Regions from separate parts of the Homo sapiens genome. Here region 2 is linked to region 1. A link is an interaction called in ENCODE POLR2A ChIA-PET data of the cell type or tissue named here. Cell type or tissue: A673. All regions are shown on one strand.

The links. Peaks named below come from ENCODE experiments on the same cell type or tissue, not always from the same donor. Only the 100,000 strongest peaks of a DNase experiment are listed, where the experiment ranks them.
Region 2: POLR2A ChIA-PET joins it to region 1 with 6 read pairs; 2 of 35 experiments call an interaction of 5 or more read pairs at or near these places.

Annotation. Positions count from the first base shown.
Region 1 is chr10:106,148,016-106,153,015 of GRCh38, reverse strand. The region is part of intron 1 of LINC02624 (long intergenic non-protein coding RNA 2624); the gene reads right to left. Among named protein-coding and RNA genes, the nearest start is that of LINC02624, 10 kb to the right of the region's middle. In A673, no CTCF peak of the experiment used is centred here; a DNase peak (open chromatin) is centred at 2,665; H3K27ac peaks cover 1,073 bases.
Region 2 is chr10:105,866,487-105,871,486 of GRCh38, reverse strand. No RefSeq gene overlaps it. Among named protein-coding and RNA genes, the nearest start is that of LINC02627, 49 kb to the right of the region's middle. In A673, no CTCF peak of the experiment used is centred here; no DNase peak of the experiment used is centred here.

The sequences.
Region 1 (5,000 bases):
TACCATACAGTGTTATTAACTATAGTCACCATGCTATCCATTAGTACTCACAACAATTCGTCTTACAACAAAAAGTTATTACCCTTTTTACAAAGTTTTAGTCTGATCGGATGGTGACTACAGTTAATAGTAATGTATCATATACCTGAAACATGCTGAGCAAGTAGATCTTAAATGTTCTCCACACAAACAATTAAGTACGTGAAGTGATGCATATGCTAATTAGGTTGATTTAAACACTTCACAACACATATATCAAAAAATTACATTGTTCATACATATATATGATTTATATTTGTCAATTATACCTTAACAAAACTGAACAATAATTTTAAAAATTTCGTACCCTATGAACAATATCTCTCCACTTCCTCCACCCTTCAGCCCCTGACAACCACTGTTCTACTCTCTGCTTCTATGAGTTTTACTTTTTTAGATTCCATACATAAGCGAGATTATATAGTATTTTTCTTTCTCTGTCTGGTTTATTTCGCTTAGCATAATATCCTCCAGGTTTATCCATGATGTAACAAATGGCAGAATGTCCTTATTTTTATGGCTGATAAATATTCCATGATACATGTGGCATCCATTAATGGACACTTCGATTATGTGTAGCCGTTGACTATTCTGAATAATGATGCAATCAACATGTGGTGCAGATATCTCTTCTATATACTGATTTCAAGTTATCAAGATATAGCCCCAGAAGTATATATTGCTGGAAAATATAATCATTCTATTTTTAATTTTTTGAGGAACCTCTATACTATTTTCCATAATGGCTGTGCCAACTTACATTCCCACTAATGGTGTACAAGGGTTTCCTTTCTCCATACCCTGGCCAACACTTGTTATCTCTTGTCTTTTTGATAATAGCCATCCTAACAAGAGTGAGGCAATATCTCACTATGGTTTTGATTTGAATTTCCTTGATGATTTGCGATGTTGAACACCTTTTTCATATACCTGTTGGTCATTTGTATGTTTTCTTTAGAAAAATGTCTATTAAGGTTTTTTGTTCATTTTTAAATCGGGTTTATTTGTATTTTTATATTGTCATATATATTGAGTTATTTGGATTCCTTATATATTTCCATATACCTTGTCAGATACATGGTTTGCAAATATTTTTCCCACTCTGTAGGTTGCCTTTTCATTTTGTTGATTTCTTTTTCTTTTTTGTTGAGATAGGGCCTTGCTCTGTCACCCAGGCTGCAGTGCACTGGCATGAATACAGCTCACTGCAGCCTGAACCTCCCAGGCTCAAGCAATCCTCCCACCTCAGCCTCACAAGTAACTGTGACTACAGGCATGCATCACCATGCCCAGCTAATTAAAAAAAATGCAGAGATGGGGTCTCACTATGTTGGTGAGGCTGGTCTCAAACTACTGGGCTCAAGGCATCTTCCTGCCTCAGCCTCCCAAAGTGCTGGAATTACAGGCATTTGACATCATGTCCAGATGATTGTTTTCTTTTCTATGCAGAAGATTTTTTTTTTTTTAATTTGATGTAGTCCCACTTGTTTATTTTTGCTTTTATTGTCTATGCTTTTGGTGTCATATCCAAAAAGTGATTGCCAAGACCAATATCATGGAGTTTTCCCCTATTTTCTTCTAGGAATTTTATGGCTTCTGGTCTTACATTTAAATCTTTAATCTATGTCGAGTTAGTTTTTTAATATGGTATATAAGAAGTGTGCAATTTCATTCTTTTACACATGGATATCCAGTTTTCCCATCGCCCTTTATTGAAGAGACTATCTTTTCCCCATTGTGTATTCTTGGCAGTCTTGTCAAAGTGTAATTAATCATATATGAATGGGTTCATTTCTGGGCTCTCTATTCCTGTCCATGAATATATGTGTCTGTTTGTGCCAGTACCGTGATGTTTTGATTACAATAGCTTTGTAATATATTTTAAAATCGGGGACTGTGATGCCTCCAGCTTTTTTGTTCTTTCTTAAGAATTGCTTTGGTTATTTGGGCTATGTAATGGTTCCATCCAAATTTAGATTGTTTTTTCTATTTCTGTGAAAAATGTCACTGGAATTTTGATAAGGATTGCATTAAGCATATAGACCTCTTTGGGTAGTATGAACATTGTAACAATATTAATTCTTCCAGTCCAATCCACAGAATAGTTTTTCATTTATTTATGTCTTCAATTTCTTTATTCAATATCTTACAGATTTCAGATAGTTTGTTGTTAGTGTATAGAAAACAACTGATTTTTATATGTTGATTTTGTATCCTGAAATGTTATTGAATTCCTTTCTTAGTTCCAACAGTTTTTTGGTGATCTTTAGGGTTTTCTATATGTAATATCATGGCATCTGCAAACAATTTAACTTCTTTTTTATGACTTTAATGTCTTTGATTTCTGTGCCTTTTATCCCGTGTAAGGTCAATGCTCATTATTTACTTATATGATCACATTTCTAAGTAGACATTGTAATTATTCCCACTTTAATTATAATGAAACTGAATATTAGAGCGATCAAGTGACTTGGCCCAGATGCTTCATTAATTAAATGGTAAAGCCAGATTTAAATTCAGATCTTTCTTTCTCCAAAGCTCACGCTGTTCACTAGCAAACTATACTGTCATCTTTTAACTTAAAATATAGAATCTCATTAAAATGCATATTACCCTGGAGATTAAGAAGTTGGAAAGGAAGTGATAAGGGGATCCTAACAAAGGGAGTTTTTCCCTTACTGTAATCTCCTAGGGCTGCTGTAACCAAGTACTGCTAAATATATGGTTTAAAAGGACAGAAATGTATTCTCTCACAGTTCTGGAGGCTAGAAACCTGAAACAAAGGTGTCAGCAGGCTCCTGCTCCCTCTAAGGACTCTATTTAAGAATGTTTTTGTGTCTTTTCCAGCTTCTGGCGATTACTGGCAGTTCTTGCTGTTCTTTGAACTGTAGCTTTATCATCCTAATATCTAATTCAGTTGTTATGTGGCCTTCTTTCCTCTGAGTCTTTGTGTCTCTGTGTCTTCACATGGCCTTCCATAAAGGTGTCAGTCATTGGATATAGGGCTCACTGTACCTAGTATGATACTATCTTAACTACTTATGTCTGTAAAGGCCCTATTTCTAAATACGGTCACATTTATCGGTACTGGGGTTTAGGACTTCAGTTTATCTTTACGGAGGACACAAGTTAACCCACAGCACTACCTTCCCATTTTCTTCTTTAGCTATGATTCCTTCAAAAGTTATGTTTGGGTTAGCTGGTGATTATTATATTTCTTGTAGGATGTAAAAAGACCATTAAAACTGTCTTTCCACTCAATCCAAAGGATTTTTAAATAAATTAGTGGGCAGAACAAAATCTTCCATTGCCTTATATTTCCCCAGGCCTATCTTTTGAGCAAATATATGAGCTGTTCATTAAAAGAGCTGCATATCGGAGAGATGCTCATTGTGTGCAACTGCACTCTACTACTAGAGAAGGAAAGGAAATAAGTAAGACCACCTAAAGCTACACAGAATATTCAGGGGGTGATATAGTGTTATCTTTCCTAACGTAGTGCACATTGCTATTTGTTGATTGTTAAATAAACAAGGATCATTCTTCCCTTGGAAGGTCTCAGTATGGTTTGAGGAACCCTGGGAAATATCATGCCATCTCACTATTTCATTCGTACTTTTCTATTCTTTATTTATAAACTGCCTTGTTCCAACAATGATTTAAAATAACAAGCTATAATAAATGTAAACTAAAGAAAATAAAAGGATGTAGATGATAATATTTTAGAGTCTGGTTCCTCCAAAACAAATGTTGTACTCTCCACTTGATCATTTTGGTGTCCCATAAATTAGTTAAAATTTGGGTATATTAAAAATATAGTGAAATGCTATAACTAGAATATTGTGTCGCTAGTTGAATCCTGGAACAAATAGCTGTACTTTAAAGGGAAGTGATATATTTGAAAAGGATTGGTGAGTTGTTTTTATCTAATCTTTCTGGGTGCTAGATGCTTGGCTGCTTGCAGTGAAACGTGGTCCTCAAAAAGTGAGGGACCTATGGCCTTTTGGTCATTTCTCCAGGGCAACCTGAGGCAAGAGAGCAAGCATGTATCAGGTCATACAACTGCCATCTATTTGCTGAACCCTGATCACAGAAACACTGTGCCACTTGTGATTCAAGTCAAGATCCACTTTCCTTGGTGACCAAGAAGCAGAAAGACGTTAACTAATTTTCCTTTTTCAGTGTCAGTATTTGCCATACCTGCTCTAGAATGGTGAAAATCCATTGGTTGAGAATGCTTCTCTTTCTTCCCACTTGATTTAGGAAAAATAAGAGGGTCCACTAAATCGTGTTTGTTTGTTTGTTTCCTTTTCCCTATGATTTTTTTTAAAAAATGGTTGAATTGTTTAAGTTGCCTTCATTAAGAGAAAAATGGTTCTTGGAAAAGCATTTATCATCAGTCATTATGTTGGGACAATAGGCATAAACTAGGATTTTCCCAGGCACCCCAGAACATGTGGCTATGCTGTATGTAAGTATCATCAGTGTATATTTATAGCATTGCAGCAAACTCTGATTCCGTAAAAGCAATTCTATGGTGAGCAGGTAGGAGGGATAGATTGGACAAGTTTGTTTCTCAGATGGTCTGACTCAATGGAAGGATAGATTTTAGAGAACCCAGTGTCATCAAGAGGTAGCATATTCTCCAAGCAGTCCTCCACTAGTACTTTCTTTCTGATGAATTTTGAAACCTGAGCTCCTGGGAATCTGAGATTACCTTTCTTGAGAATTTCTTGGATTGAGGGTTTTCCAGATTCACAGTCAAATGCAGCATCTTAGCCTTTAATAATCAAATATAACCGAGTATAAATTGACCTTTTCTTTAAAGAAATGTATGGATACCAACACACACTGAAATAGGAGGCCTTGCTTCATATGCTCTGATGTGAGCAACATTTGCTTCTACTTTGCAAGCAATGAATGCTTTGGCTTATTGGCAGCTAGTCTCTCTCTACCTTTTC
Region 2 (5,000 bases), 280 kb after region 1:
GATGACTTTGAGGAGTTTAAGACTTCAGTGGAGGAAGTAACTGCAGATGTGGTGGAAATAGCAAGAGATATAGAATTAGAAGTGGAGCCTGAAGACCTGACTAAATTGCTGCAATCTCATGATAAAACTTTAATGGATGACGAGTTGCTTTTTATGAATGACCAAAGAAAGTGGTTTCTTGAGATGGAATCTACTCCTGGTAAAGATTATGTAAACATTGTCAAAGTGACAACAAAGGATTTAGCATGTTACAACAACTTAGTTCGTAAAGTAGCAGCAGGTTTTGTGAGAATTGACTCCAATTTTGAAAAAAGTCCTACTGTGGATAAAATGTCAACAAACAGCATCACATGCTACAGAGAAATCTCTTATGAAAAGACCAATGAATAGAGGCAGCAAACTTCATTGTCTTATTTTAAGAAATTGCCACAGTCACCCCAGCTTTCATCAATCACCACCCAGATCAGTCAGCAGCTATCAACATCGAGGCAACTCTCTCCATAAGGAAAAATTACAATTCATTGAAAGTTCAGATGATCATTAACAATAAAGCATTTTTTAGTTAAAATATGTATATTGTTTTTGTAGACATAATGCTAATGCACACTTAATAGATTACAATATTATGAAAACAACTTTTATATTCACTGAGAAACCAAAAAAAAAAAAATAGTGTGACTAGCTTTATTTCAATATTTGCTTTATTGTGGGTGGTATGGAACCAAATCCACAATATCTCCAAGGTATGCCCGTAATAGTATATTGTATTCAGAATTTTTGATTAATGAATAGATTGCAGCTGCTCTTGCCATGGGATAGGGAAATGGGTAATTATGGGAGATGATGTATATGTGAATTTGTTTTACTATAGTAACTATTTTATTATATATTACATATTTATTATGTGTATATTATAAGATCATGTTGTATACCTTAAATATACACTAAATATACACAATAAAATGTATTTTTTAAAGTTGTATCATTAACTCTTTTATGAGTAGCACATAAGGGACTTAATAATAAATGTGATATCAGTGCCTGGCGTAAAATAAGTGTTCAATGCATCTTTACCAGATAATACTGTAGGAAAGCATATGGAGACTAAGAAAGTTCAATTCCTTCATTAAAAGAATGTGTTGACCATCTACTATGAGCCATTGTTTAGATAATATACAAAATACATGGGCAGGCCTGGTGGCTCATGCCTGTAATCGCAGCACTTTGGGAGGCTGAGGAGGGCAGATCACTTGAGCCCAGGAGTTCAAGACCAGTCTGGGCAACATGGCGAAACTCTGTCTCTACAAATACAAAAGATTAGCATGGCATGGTAGCACAAGCCTGTAGTCCCAGTTACCCAGGAGGCTGAGGTGGGAGGATCACTTGATCCCAGTGGTCGAGGCTGCAGTGAGCCATGATCACACCACTGCACTCCAGATTCGGCAACAGAGCAAGACCCTGTCTCAAGCAAACAAATTTAGATCCTAACCCATTAAGAGTTCTCAATAAAGTAAAGAAATTTAGAATAGAGTTATATGTTTATTTTATCACACCACACATTTAATTTCTGAAAATATCTAGGAATGACTAGAACTATGATTTATTTAAGAAAATAATATCCCATTTGACTGTGTCCTGCTATATATGGGACTTAGTCTTCTCCTAAAGGTGGAAATGATAGAAAAAGCAGTTTATTTGCTGTGCCTTTTACTAGCCTTGAGGGCTTTGTCTTCATTCATAAGCACCCATGTTTTAAGGAACAGAGCCAGATAGAATTGGAAATTGCACACACATAGGTAGACTTTCAGTGTATTAAGGAATGATTTTCACTTGATCATTGTTTCCAATAAAATAGAAACTGAAGTAGTCCCCTAGAGCATTGTTTGGGGAATGGTGATTTTGTTCTATTGCTTTTATTGACTTGACTCTATGTGTTTTTTTTTTTTTTTTTCCAGAACATCGTTGCCTTTAAATTGTTTAAAATAAGTTAAAACCATAGTGATTAGCTATTTGATGGAATTGGGAAAACAAGTGGAGGCACATCAGAGCATTAATAATGAAAGGGCATTTTAAGGATATACAAAGAGCACAGATGTTCTACAGAGTAACATCAAGTTTTCTCATCTATTAGGGGTTCATATGTGAAGTTGATAGAGATTGATTATATCTCTCTCACATCCTTACCTGTATTAATCTACTTCACTTTAGGGTAGTCTGAAAACTGCTTACAGACAGTATTTGGCAGGGAACACCCCTTTCAGAGGTAGCTCAATATATTTAAACATTTGATGTTAGCAGCCTGCTAAAGTGAGTTGAAACACAGCCCAGAGTCTGGAGAGGATAAGTATAGGTGAGTGGTTAAGAAGACCGGTTCTAGTAACACATTTCCTGGTTTTAATCATGGCTTTATTACTTAACTATTATAATAACTCTGGGCCTGTTTCTGTATCTGTGCAGTGGAGTTACAAGTAATGTTAATCTTGTTGGGTTGTAATGAGAGTAAAATAACATAGTACAAGAAAAATGCCTACAAGAAGCAGTGCCTGGCAAATAATCTGATAAATGTTATTTATTATTATAGTTCAAGGGCCTCACAAATACATTTCTTGGTGACTAGGTGACACTCTGTGTATCCTGCTTTTTAATAGGTATTTGTATGAAAGAAGAATTATTTCTACATAGGATATGGGAAAAACCAAAAAATCACAAGTGCCTATTAACAAGAACTTGCATTAGAGTACAGACAGACTCTGGGGCCAAGGCTAATGTCCAGCTTTCTCTCTTTTTGTTTTTTTTTTTTTTTTGTCTCTAATAACAATACAAAGAACTCTTTATTTCCCCTATGAACAAAATAGTAGGCTTAGCTAAACCAAGTCCAAAGCTTTTGGAAGAGAAAGACTAGGGGTAGGAGGCCTATGAGTAGTTATGTTGTATAATGCCAGAGAACTCATGCAAGTATAGACTGTTGAGGTCTCAGAGCCCTCAGTAATGGTGCTGTCATCTAGACTTTAGTTAACTTCAGGGGCATTTGCAGAACAAGGCCCTTATTACATTGACTGACAGCCTCATCTCTCCAGTCCCCAAATTTGGAACATACTGGGGCAATTGTAGATTCTTCACTCTCTTGGAGGAAGCTATTAATGGACACCCAGTAAATCATCTTCATTCTAGAAAGGCATGAACACTCTACCCTGTTTTGATGGCTATCTGAAGCATGATTTGGGTTTCATCACATCCACCTTACCAAAATAGATATTTTGGGGAGAAAGAACTACATATTTTAAAATATGGAAGTGTGAAAAGTACACTGGTTTTCTATAAATATATGTCAATGGCTTTAGCTTATTGCTCCCATTGTCCTCAAACTGCAACATAAGTGACACATGTTGACTGTGTCTTTAATTAAAGTGGGATATATAACTGATATAATGGTAAAAGCCTCAGTTGATGGCCCAATTCTGTGTGCTTGAGACTTGACTTCACTACTTATCAATTTTGTCAACTTGGACAATTTGTTGGTTTCTGTAAGCCTCAGGGGTTGAACCTACTGGTCTAATAGCGAGACATTGATTGTATCTATTTATTGGGTCGTTGGAAGGATTCAATGTGGTGATATATTCAAAGTGTTCAGCATAGTACGTGGTTATGCATAAATGCTCAAAGACTTTGGCTATTAATTTCCAGGCTGTGAGTAGCAAATTAAATAGCATTTATAAAGCTGCTTTTACAAGTGGAAATAAAGCACAAAGATATAAATTCCTGTAAGATGTTTTGCTTATACTGTTGAAAAATAGGTTCTACCAGAAAAAATTAAGATATCTGAAAATTTCTCTTAAAATGAGATTCTTAGAAACTGAAGAATATCCAAAAATATCTAGGAATGACTAGAACTATTTATGTTCATGTTCACCTTATTTTTATTTTTAATCGATATATAATACTTGTACATATTTTAGTGGTACATATGATATTTTGATACCTGTATACAGTGTGTAATCAACAAATCAGGGTAATTGGGAAATCTATAACCTTAAACATTTACCTTTTTTTTGTATTAGAGCATTATAATTCTTCTCTTCTAGCTATTTGAAATACACAATAAATTATTGCTAACTCTGATTTCCTTACTGCACTATCAAATATTAGAATGTATTTTTTAACTGGAAATTCAAATTTATTTCCTTCCATTCAACTGTTGCTGAATATATTTTAGTAAATATTAAACTATGGGAAATTCTTTAGTCATTGTTAATTTGAACAGTGCTTTCCAAATTTGGATTATTATCCAAATTGTCCAGTGGCTTTTCATACAGATTCCTGGAATCTATCCTAAGAAATTATGAAATGTGAATCGATAAGTTACAGAAATGTTTTGAAAAACTTTCAGAATTGATTCCAATGACTTGTGAGATTTTTGTAAAAAACTAAATTCCATCATATGTTTCAGGTCAGGGCTGAAGTCTACACATTTTTTTGCTTTACACTCATGAAGTCAAATATAGTTTTTTTGTGTAAAATCTCTCTGACTTGTAATTTTTTTTTCTTTGGCCTGCATCTATCCTAGTCTAAATCATGATCTTAGTCTAAATCAGTACCTAACCTATCACTGATGTAGCTTCATAGCTGTCACTCTACCTCTAGTATCTCTGTACTCAAAGTCATCCTTCCCTTAGGACCTGGCAATTCCATTGTCATTTTCTTTAATAAGTAGTGAAAATGTATTTTGTAGCAAAGAAAGGTAAGATGCAGTCAGGGGTTAAATATGAGGTAGGTGACCACTATGGATCAAATAGTGTTCCCCCAAATTTTTATGCTGAAACCCTAACCTCAAATATGACTGTATTTAAGCTTTTAGGAGGTAATTAAGGTTAATGAGGTCATAAGGATAGGGTCTTAATCTGATAGAATTGGTGGCCTTGTAAGAAGAAGAGAGCAATATCTATCTCTCCAGCCACCTACATGCACTGATCAAAGGCCACATGAAGACACAGCAAAAAGTT